Linked DNA regions of Homo sapiens: region 1 is linked to region 2. A link is a contact called in ENCODE Hi-C or POLR2A ChIA-PET data. All regions are on one chromosome and are shown on one strand. The core of a region is the stretch at or near the end of the contact, and the rest is flanking DNA. Distances in the headings are between cores, read along the strand shown. Region 1 has its middle 50 kb from the start of LINC03007. Region 2 has its middle 170 kb from the start of NPVF.

The links. A loop is a pair of places that touch in the nucleus more often than their neighbours do. ChIA-PET counts read pairs that join two places held with the same protein, here RNA polymerase II (POLR2A).
Region 1: a loop to region 2 is called in a map of transverse colon, with 5 times the contacts of the local background. The contact joins two enhancer-like sites. A Hi-C loop is called at or near these places in 6 of 168 maps with a recorded cell type or tissue (Panc1, gastrocnemius medialis, heart left ventricle and 2 more). POLR2A ChIA-PET finds 5 or more read pairs at or near these places in 1 of 52 experiments (activated CD4-positive, alpha-beta T cell).

The regions. Positions count from the first base shown.
Region 1 is chr7:25,837,605-25,843,118 of GRCh38, forward strand. No RefSeq gene overlaps it. Among named protein-coding and RNA genes, the nearest start is that of LINC03007, 50 kb to the left of the region's middle. Within about 2 kb of position 2,773, at least 6 of the 41 ENCODE cell types and tissues checked have a DNase peak (open chromatin) inside an H3K27ac peak, as active enhancers do.
Region 2 is chr7:25,391,199-25,396,187 of GRCh38, forward strand. No RefSeq gene overlaps it. Among named protein-coding and RNA genes, the nearest start is that of NPVF, 170 kb to the left of the region's middle. Within about 2 kb of position 1,758, at least 3 of the 41 ENCODE cell types and tissues checked have a DNase peak (open chromatin) inside an H3K27ac peak, as active enhancers do.

The sequences.
Region 1 (5,514 bases), core at 1,523-4,022, 450 kb after region 2:
AAAGGACAATATTGTATGATTCTGCTTATATAAGATACGTAGACTAGGCAAATTCATAAAGACAGAAAGTAGAATAAAGGCTACCAGGGTCTGAGGGTAAGGGGGAATGGAGAGTTTTTATTAATGGGTACAGAGCTCCAGTATGAAATAAAAAATTCTGGAAATTTATAGTGGTGATGGTTGTATAACACTATGAATGTACACTTAAAATGGCTAAAATGGCCACTTTTATGTTATATATATTTTATAATTAAAAATTAGAAAAATAAGGCTTGAAAGATCAAACATTTGGGATAAAAAGAACTGCAACTTAAACTATACTGTGTAGCACACTTCTATCCTTCTGCAATACTTTCTTCATCTTTTCTGTCTTCATTAGCAGAACCTCTTGAAGACTCCACATAGTATCTCTTATTTTGCAAATAAGAAGACTAAGACTTGTAATAAATTGTTCAAGTGTACCCCCAGATTGGCACTAGAATGTGGATGCCCTGGTTTCCATCCTTTTAGCCAATGACCTGTATCCCCTAACTTCAAGGTTATGAGACACTTACCTTATGCTATAAAGAAAGAATATGTGTTCCTAATTTAAATTTTATTTCTCTGCTTTCCATGTAGCCAAAGTCCACAGAGTGAAGGCACCCTGCCATGCACATATCAAATGCTCAGTAAGCAATTTTTCATCATCATTAAAAGCAATTTATTACTCACATATCTGTTACCAAGAAAGACAGTAATCATCTAGAGAGAGACATAAAAACAACCAGATGGAGATTCTTGATTTTGTTATTTGATGAAATACATAGAAAATGATAATTCCTTAGCAACGGATTATTAGAAAATAAAAAAGATGATTAGGGGCATGGATGATTCCTAAAGAGATCATTGATGATCCACAAAGATCAGAAAGCATGTGAATTTAAGGTTTATTATCCAAATCTATTTTTGACAGCTCTTTAAGGCTGAAGAAGTGTTAGCTAATAAAGTAACATTAGACTTGCTGATGTGGGAAGGTTTTAACGTCTGGTTCTCACTCAATGAAACATGAGTTTCAGAACTCCATATATTCCATTTACCCAGACCTCCAAAAGAAAGTCTTTTCTAAGGTCAATTATAACACCTCCAGATGGACCAGAGCAGCATTTCCCAAAGTGTCCGCCAGGGAATTTGAGTGCTAAAAGATGTACCTCAAAGAAAAAAAAAAATTTCTGTGGTCAATTAAGTTGGGAAATTCTGCTAAACAAAATCGCCCACTTGAAGATGTACTTTACACTTCAGCATTTTAACATCTCTCTTTTCTGTGAAAGTATCAGCCACTCCTCACCTTTGCCATGCTTCCATGTGGGAGGAGTGTACTTCCTGGCCCATCAGGAAGCTTGGCCAAGGGACTCGCCTTAGCCAATGGAATGAGAGCAAATGTACACCACATCTAAGCAGAAGCTTTAAATGTACTTGAATCGTTTGGGTCAACCTCTTTGTTCCTACCCTCTGCTATGAGAAGAGTGTTCCAGAGAGGGGCTGCTCCTCCAGCCTACATCCTGGGATGGAAAGAAATGTGGAGCTCAGCAGAGCCCAAAGCAAGCCAGAGCTGACCTACAGAACTGGAAACCAGAAGTAATGTCAGGAGAGGCTTTCCCATCTGAAAGATAATGAAACACCTGCTATTCCTGAGGAGTCCACTAGAGGATGAGACTCATCCAGCCATCCAACCGAGAGATAAGTGGGGAAACTTTGGCAAAAGGACTGTTGGTGAGTATTTAATATATATGATTGTAGAGCTAGGATTAAACTAAGGGTGAGAACATGAATAAGTATGCAAATGTTATAGTTCTGACATAATAGGTGGATTGATATTGTTGGGAGCCAGGGTTGGTTCTAACTGTAAAGAAAAGAATTAAAAAAGGAGTGGGGACAGCAAGGGAGGGCTTTATGTGATTAGATTGGACTTGGAAGTGTCAATATAAACTCATGACGTCATTAAAATTTTTTTATTTTTTTTGCATCCTAAAAGCAATGACATTCCATTTAGCTGTGAGCACACCTGGCACCCCAGTCTTAGTTTATAAATACCATTGCTAACTGAAAGGAGCCAGGGATCTTTGGAGAAATGGTTGATTCCAGGGCTGGGGTGGTGAAGGTAAAGATGAGTCTGGAACATTTTGCCTTGCAAGAAAGTTAAAAAGGTGCCCACAAAAATGATAGCAATATGTCAATAGAACACAGAAGTCAACCTGAAAGGGTTCCCACTGGCCAAATGTGGGGCAATTTAAGCATCAAAACAAAAGGATTAGGCCAGGCATGGTGGCTCATGCCTGTAATCCCAGCATTTTGGGAGGCTGAGGCTGGCAGATCACCTGAGGTCAGGAGTTCAAGACCAGCCTGGCCAACATGGCGAAACCTCATCTCTGCTAAAATTACAAAAAGTAGCTGCACATGGTGGCGCACGCCTGTAATCCCTGCTACTAGGGAGGCTAAGACACAAGAATCGCCTCAACCAAGGAGGCAGAGGTTGCAGTGAGCCAAGATCTCACCACTGCACTCCAGCCTGGGCAACAGAGCAAGACACTGGCTCAAAAAATAAATAAATAAAAAACAAATTGATTAAAATTAATTTAATAAAATAGTAATCTAAGAGTGAATTATTTCAAAACAAAGAAAAAGAGAAAAAAAGAAAATCCATCCTTAAAAATGGATACAGACCAATAAAGCTGAAAGGAATGGACGCACTCTGGATCTAAGCCTCCCTCACACCTCTTCTCCAGGCCACCTTGTCCAGGTCACAGTCTACACACTTGTATGCACCGGCCCTGGGGAGTGGAAAGAAGCATGCTTATCAACCAGAAGTGTCTAAAAAAGAAAGACTTCTCAAGAGAACTTTTTCCAGTTAGAGGAGCCAAAAATAAATAAATAAATATAGAAGACATAAAAATAGAGCAATGGAGTAACAGAATAAGAAGTGGTGATAAGACCCAGTGACAGGAACATGGAGTCCCAGACCTGCTGACAACAGAGCAGGGAGCTCATAACAAAGAAACAGAAGACAGTTCTGCAATTCCACAGCCCTTGAAACCACAGAGCAAGAAAAACAATTACGCAGCATGAGTTGCCATCACTTTCTGTCTTGAAGCATCACAGATATCAACCATTGATATCGATCGTGGAGTTCTTCCCTACTGCTCCTGGATGCATCCTCAGGATCTTTCTCAACACTACAATCTGCTGGCTTTTCATCCAAGGCAAAGGACATCTTCTCCACATGTATAAGAGTTTTATAACATTGAGGGTAGGAAGTGACCTCTAGTGCTGGGTCTCAATTCAGCATCCATGTTGGTGACAGACCTAAACTAGGGACCTTTACAATAAAAGAGTAGAGAACATTTTGGTATATGTGCTGCCAAAGCAAGCAAGAGTATAGAACATTTTAGAGTTTTTCACCCAAGTAACTATGCTAATTTTAACAATTACAGCAAACTGGTGCCTTAAAGGTTAATTCCTTCCCAGCTATAAAGAATTCTTTCTCTAAGCAGTCCATAAAACTTAAATTTAACTATGGAATGCCAGAACAAGCATGGTTAACTTTTACTAAATCTACCTGTGGCACTGGGAGTTTTTAATGGTCATACTTAAACCAAATGTCAATCAAAAGCGTTTACACCTCCATTTAAGAATTAGCAGTTTAGATTGTAAGGCTCCAAGGGAAATAAAATTCCACCAGTTTTCCCATGATCCCTAAAGTCACAGGAGGCGGGAACTTTTAGCTAAGAACATGAGTATCTTAGAGAAGTAGAATGAGAATGATGCAGAAAAGTTTTAAAAGTTTTTATAATAAGGGAAGGGTATAGCCCTGTTTCTCTCAAGCCCAGATTTCTAGGCCTCAAAGCCCACACATATTTGTACAGCTTCTCTAGGACTACAGAATCTCCTACAAAACATTTAATTTGGTGGCTTAATATGAAAATCATCCTTCAGCATACATTAATCTAGGGTAGGGATCTGCAAACTCTTTCTGTAAAGGGCCAGATAGTAGATTATTTTCAGCTTTGCAGGCCATACAGTCTGTCCAACAGCAACTCTGCTGTTGTAGAAGGAAAGCAGCCATATACAATATATAAACAAGTGAACATGGCTGTGTTCCAATAAAACTTTATTTACAACAAGCAGGCATGGAGCTGGATTTGGGCCACGGCCACAGTTTGCTGAACCCTGGTCAGTTTGCAGAGCATCAAGCGCAGCTGAGTTGCAAACTGGTTTTCCAGATGCAGCTGCCAACTTCCACCTCACCCATGATATGAAACCTTTCCTTCTGGTGGTTCCTAACATGCCTTTGTTTTAAAATCCGAGGGGATGTTCATGTACTAATGGATACATCACTGCCTCCTCTTATTTACAAAGTATTGTGGGGACTACTGGGATTTAGCTTACTAGCAACCTCTCAGCATAAGCAGAGCCAGGAGGCTCCACTGAAAAGACTCCTAATGTACAATTAAAATGTCATCACTGGAGATGCTTTTTTGCACCCTGCACTTGAGTTTGCTGGAAAAGTTCATATTTGCCTTTTCATTCCTCACCCTGCATTCTGATGGCTTCAGGCCTTTAGCATGGGCCATATTTAAATTGTCAAGAGATGTCAACAAATTGTGAGGGACAGCCTCACACTGGCAGCAATTACTACACGGCAATAATCAATGGGAGTCTTTTGTTAGCACTGCAGACTCACCATTGACTCAGGAAGTAAGTGTCCCAGTGGTTTAAGTGAAAGCTGAAATGGACAAGCAGTTTCACCTTAGCTGCTCAAAAGCCACAGACATACGCTTGCCCCATTAATTATTCCTACCCAAAAGACAGGGGCTGTTACCGTCCACTGTCTGCTGTCTGCTAAGGAGAGGGGGTGGCCAGAGACTCACAGACATTCTATTTACGGTGCCAGGAAATGCATCCTTCTTGCTTTCCGAGAAAGGATGATTGCCTTATTCCACTGTGATTCCTTCTATAAATAGGTAAAGGTCACATGTGGAAATGGAGAGTTTTCAAACTTTGCTCATGCTTTTTGATTTCAGATATTATATTTATCTGGCACAATGACCTGATGAATTACTCTAATGTGGAAGAAATGCCCTTTGTGACCCACAACGCCCATATTGACTTGCTCTTCTGTCTTGCATTTTTAATTTTTACACTTTTCTTGCTTTAAAGTCACATGCCTTGTACAAAAAAAATCTAGAGCTGGAAGTTGAAGTAAAATCCACTCAGATCATTTTCTGACCCTAATTTCCATAAAAAATACATGTACCTACAGTCATTTTTTTCAAGGAAAATGGAGTAAAAATACCATTCCCACTTGATATCACCTTTTCTGGATTTGCCCATATTATTCACCTAGTTAAATGCCACCTCCTCCAAGAAGCCTCATCTCATGTACAAGGTACATACAATCTCTCTTGACTCTGACCTTCCATAGGAATTTCCTGCACCTCTGCAACACCCGCATTTTCAGACATGCCTTCGTGCCTTGAT
Region 2 (4,989 bases), core at 508-3,007:
TGATTCATTCATTCTTCAGATACCTGGTAAAACATCATCTCCAATGTAGACCAATGTGGAATGAATCTTTCCTTTCCCTGATGAGACAATACTACAGGGAATGGGTTAAGTGTTACATTGAATATCCTTAGGACAGTTAGGTAAATGGAACAAGTTTTTTATTTGCTTTTCTTTCCCCCAAAATAAATGTGTGGTTGAGAAAGAGTTCACCTTTGTAAGAAAAAGAAACTTATGTCTACCATTCTGAAATTTTCCAGATGGTGGCACTACTTCATCAGTGATTCCACACCGTTTTCTAGTATTTTTCTATGAGTTTCGAAGAAAGTTCAAGAAATCTTAAGAGGCATATATTTTCTAACCTACGATTTTTATCAGGATCCATGGTTTTTCAATACTAGATTTCATTAAACAACACAAATCAGAACAAATCAAGAAGTTACAAAAATTAAACTCCTGTTTTTCAACAATATTTAGCTCATTGTTCACAACTGCTGTGAACAAATTATTACAAATTAAAAAGCTATCACAGCCGGGGGTGAATTTTCTTTTATATTGAATAGAATTCCATGTAGAATGAGATTATAATGCTGGAACATAAGAAACAATACCAACATCCTATAAATGAAAGCGGGAAGGATGCTAACCCTCTAAGCCTAAGCTTAAAATAAGTTCTGATTTCTAACAATTAGATGAAAACTTTTCTTGTCACTTCTTGACAAAGTGAAAGCTTTCTCTTTAGGTATACAGCCACAAACTTCAAGAGATTTTTCTCTTTGATATTAGTCTTATCTTTTCCCGAGAAAACACTTTGAAGTGGTTATTTGAGTATTTGTTGTATGAGTGAAAGGACCTGATTTTGGTCCCTGCACGTATTTCCTGGCTAAATGGTTAACATTTTATGTTTTTGTATCCCTCCCTCTGAGGACCATCTCTCTTTTGTTTTATTAGCAATGCTAAAGCCTGCATCCCGTGACCCTGGAGAAGGGGAATTACATTATTTATTCTCTTGGAAGTAGCATTAAAATATTATTTCCCTCCCCAAACGATGTTTTCTAAACATTCTCTCTGATTACACAAAATTTTCAGTCTGTCCAGCTAAACCATATATTTTATGAGACATTTTCAAACAAGTGTGCTCAGGAACTCAAGTGTTCAGGGAGAAAATACAGCCCTCTGTGTAGCATCTAGAAGTGAAGTTGCCTCCTAATAAGTATACAGAGTGTGTAACTACAGGCTTGGGAGGTCTGTTCGTATTCATGGGAGTTAACAGCATAAATTCCAAGGGAATTCAGAGAACAGACAGTTAAAATAACACCAGTAAAGTCGCACTCACCGCAGCATACTCAACACAGCCTGTTTAATGTGGTGTGATTTTTATTAGGTAATGTGATGTACGTTAAGCCAGAAAACAAAAACAACTAAATAGGCAAAACTTGGACTAACCCCTTTCAAAATGTTTAATGAGAAACAAAGCTGAGAAAAGCAATCTTCTGAATCGAGTAACAAAGAGATTTTGGGTAGGGTTTTCCCAGCCAGGCCCTAGTGGTCAGATAACGGCTATCCGTATTCCTGTTCCCAGAACTCCTCACCAGTGGCTCTGGCTGACTCTCTCCTCCTGTTCATTGTGATGGCAGCTCATGCTAGCGGGCCACTTGCTGCCTTTGCCAGAATTCCCCAGTGTCGCCCTGGGACAGAAGCAGTGTGCATTTCTTGGTGAAGGTTATCTTTATTTACCCATGTTGTGGGTTGGTGGGAGAAAACCCAATGCATTAACATGTCACGGGGCCATCAGCCCCTGTGTCTCGCTACTCTTGGGTTCTGCAGTGGATCTTGTTCAAATCAGAAGCCCTCCAACCTCAAATCAGGCAAATTTTAAGTTCCACAGCTGCCAGGCTTTCAGTGGAAATGAGGGTGGCCTTGGGGCGCTATTTTGAAATCGCTGCCTAGAGCAGGAACAGAGAAATGCCTGCCCTACTTGTTTTATCAATTAAGCTGAGAAATCCAAAGTCAGTCCAGGAGGACTGTGTGCATACTCTCCCTCTCTCTCACCTTCTCTGACTCCCCTTCATTAAATGTGACTGGGTAGCCTCAAATATTCCCTTTATTTTTCCAGTGAGTATGTGAAACTTTTCCACTGCTAATATTCTACATCAAAACCATTTATTTCAATGTCCTTTCTGGAATAATCTCTTAGAGGCCTACCTCTCAGGGAGAGCAGAAACTTAGAACATTGAGACTTGAGCAAAAAATACACATGACTAACTTTATTTATTTAATGAGATCTCATTTATTAATGAAAAAGCTTCTAATAGATATATATTTGTAGATACTTGGTTAGAAGTAAAATAGCACCTTATATTCTAGATTGTATTCCTTTTAGAAAAGTACTTTCTAGTGGACAGAAAAATATTTACTTTTCTAATATCCAGTTGATGGATGTTAGCAGTAAGTAGGAAAAAGTAATCATTAATAACCCCACTGTGAATGGTTAAGTGTGGTAGATGCTTTTATCTTAACTGTATTGAATGGAATTTACAGTTAGGTTAATATTTTGCTCTTTTAACAGGAATTATAATAACCTAGTATAATTGTTTAATATGACTTATCTAAAAATGCAACAATGAAATAACTACTTGTTATTGAAGGTATCTCTGGTCCCAAAGCATAAAGTTAGCGAAATCTCAATCCCTCTCTCTGTTGCCCTCCCTTCAAGTTTACATCAGATGTCTTAACTGCTGCTACGTTTTTCTCTCCCAGCTTTCACTAAATAACCAAGGGTGGTCATCAAACAATAAATTCTCTTTGATATTCTTTCCAATTTCCTTCAAGATGCAGTGCAGCTTGCCCCTGAGAAATTTGAAACGTTTTTGTTTGTTGTGGCTTAAATTACCTCCTGACTTTTCTTTCCTTGGGTCGTTGTTGTTGATAATAGTAAGAAAAAAATGAGACTCCCCTAAGAATATGCCACTTTAAAATATATTTTCACCACCTTAATTCCCTTTTGAAATAATGTTTCTGTTAGCGATTAAATAAGGAGTTTAAGAGTTGGTGTCATGGTGTCTATAAATAAACTTGAGAACATGCATTTATAAAGAGTCATATTTTTATAATCTCATCTCCACTAAACAAAACAGTATTTTCTGGCACCTGTACACTCAATGTTTCATGTAGTTCTTATTATGGAATTTCCTTTCTCATTTGAGATTGAAGATAATTACTGAATACGATAGAAACTTTATAGCCATTAAAAATAGAACAGAAAAATGTTACCAGACGGCAAGTTGTTCACAATAAATATGAAACAGAACTCTAGTCCAAGCTTACATTCTCTTGATTCTAAAAGGACATAGGTTCCTTTCCTCTGATTCTTTAAAACATTTTTTTAGGAGCTTAGGAAAATATCATCAAATCATTGCCTAAATGTTAATGTAGTAGAAAATCTGTCTATATGTAATTCCTGTTTATATATAAAATGGCTGAATATTAAAATTTTCTTATGGCTTAACAATTAATGTAATTGTCATTTTGTAATCAGCTTTGGCAGTGCTATATTTAACTTTGGGCTGATTTAAGTAGAGGGAATGGCACTTGGAAATATAATGGCAAAAACAATGTAACACCTCAAAAATTTCCCTTCATCAAGAACTTACTGACTTTTTCTTTATTGGGTGAGAAGGATGAAGTTGGAAATGAAATCAGCTCATGAGGTAGCTATGGGTGCTTTTTCCACCTAAGTCTGCTGTGGCTTTCAGAAATCCTGATCCCTTTTCCTTAGTTACCCCAAATGCTCATATCTTAAAAAAAAAAAAAGAATGATAGCACATGGTAAATCTGCAGAGATACTTTTAAATTTAAATCTGAACTAGAGCAGCTTTGATCTTCTCCAAATTCATCCTTTTGTAGTTCAGAAACAAGCTCTTACTTTTAAGATTATTTTTATTTTATTTTATGAGATTATAGTATTTAATTTCAGAATTGCCAGATGAAAATAGGGCTCAACTTCTGGCCAAGTTTCTGAATGTAAATTGTATTCCTTTTCCCCAGAGTCAATGAGTCTATGGAGTTTCAAATTCATTGAAAATATGGGCAAAGCTCTTTTTTGCCAAACACAGCATTGCTTTTTTTAGCTAGCAGCTTTTGAGCATTTAGTTTATGCCAAAAGTTTACTGAGCAATTTACATGCATTATGTCATGTAATTCTCAAAAACTTTGAGTTAGAAACTAACAATATTCCCATTTTACAGACAAGGAAACTGAGACTCTGGCTAAGTAATGTGTTCAGTGGTACACAGCTAACAAGAAGCCAGAATTTGAACTCAGGTTTTGGGTAACATTTGCGCCAAATGCTATTCTAAATGATTTACATGCATTTATCTCATTTATTCAATCACAACAATTCCTCATGGTATTATTTTATTCCCATTTATCAGATAAGGAAACAGAAACATAGAAAGAGGCTACATTTCCACTCTGCACTAAGGCATTATTTTTCAATGTGTATTCTGCAATAAAATAAATTTACACTTAAATATATTTAAGAATGCTGCTTATCCCAATCTTTTACTTTAGCTCATTTTTGAATAGTCACCAGTTTGCTAGTTGTTCTGAAAAGTCCTGTTATAACAATTCTGTTTAGCCCAGTGTTTCTCAAATTTCCGTATCGCAGAAACCCTTTCATGTATAACTGCTCTTGCTATTCTGCAGAAAACACTTTGAGAAATATTCACAGGCTAGAAAATTTCAAGATGGTGGGTAACTGGCAAGGACATATTAGGTAGCTGGTATACCATATTAGGTTGGTATTTAGCACAACGTGTTGACGGCCAATTCTAATTGGTCAAATTTATATGACCTGCTGAAGGCAGATATGAAGAGCAATGCCCTTTCCAAAGAGGGAGTCTTTGCCGTTGGATGTGGCTGGTGGCCTAAAACAGGGTCCAAGAGACAGGGACTGAACTCCCTGCTGTTGGGCAAGGGGCATACCCAACA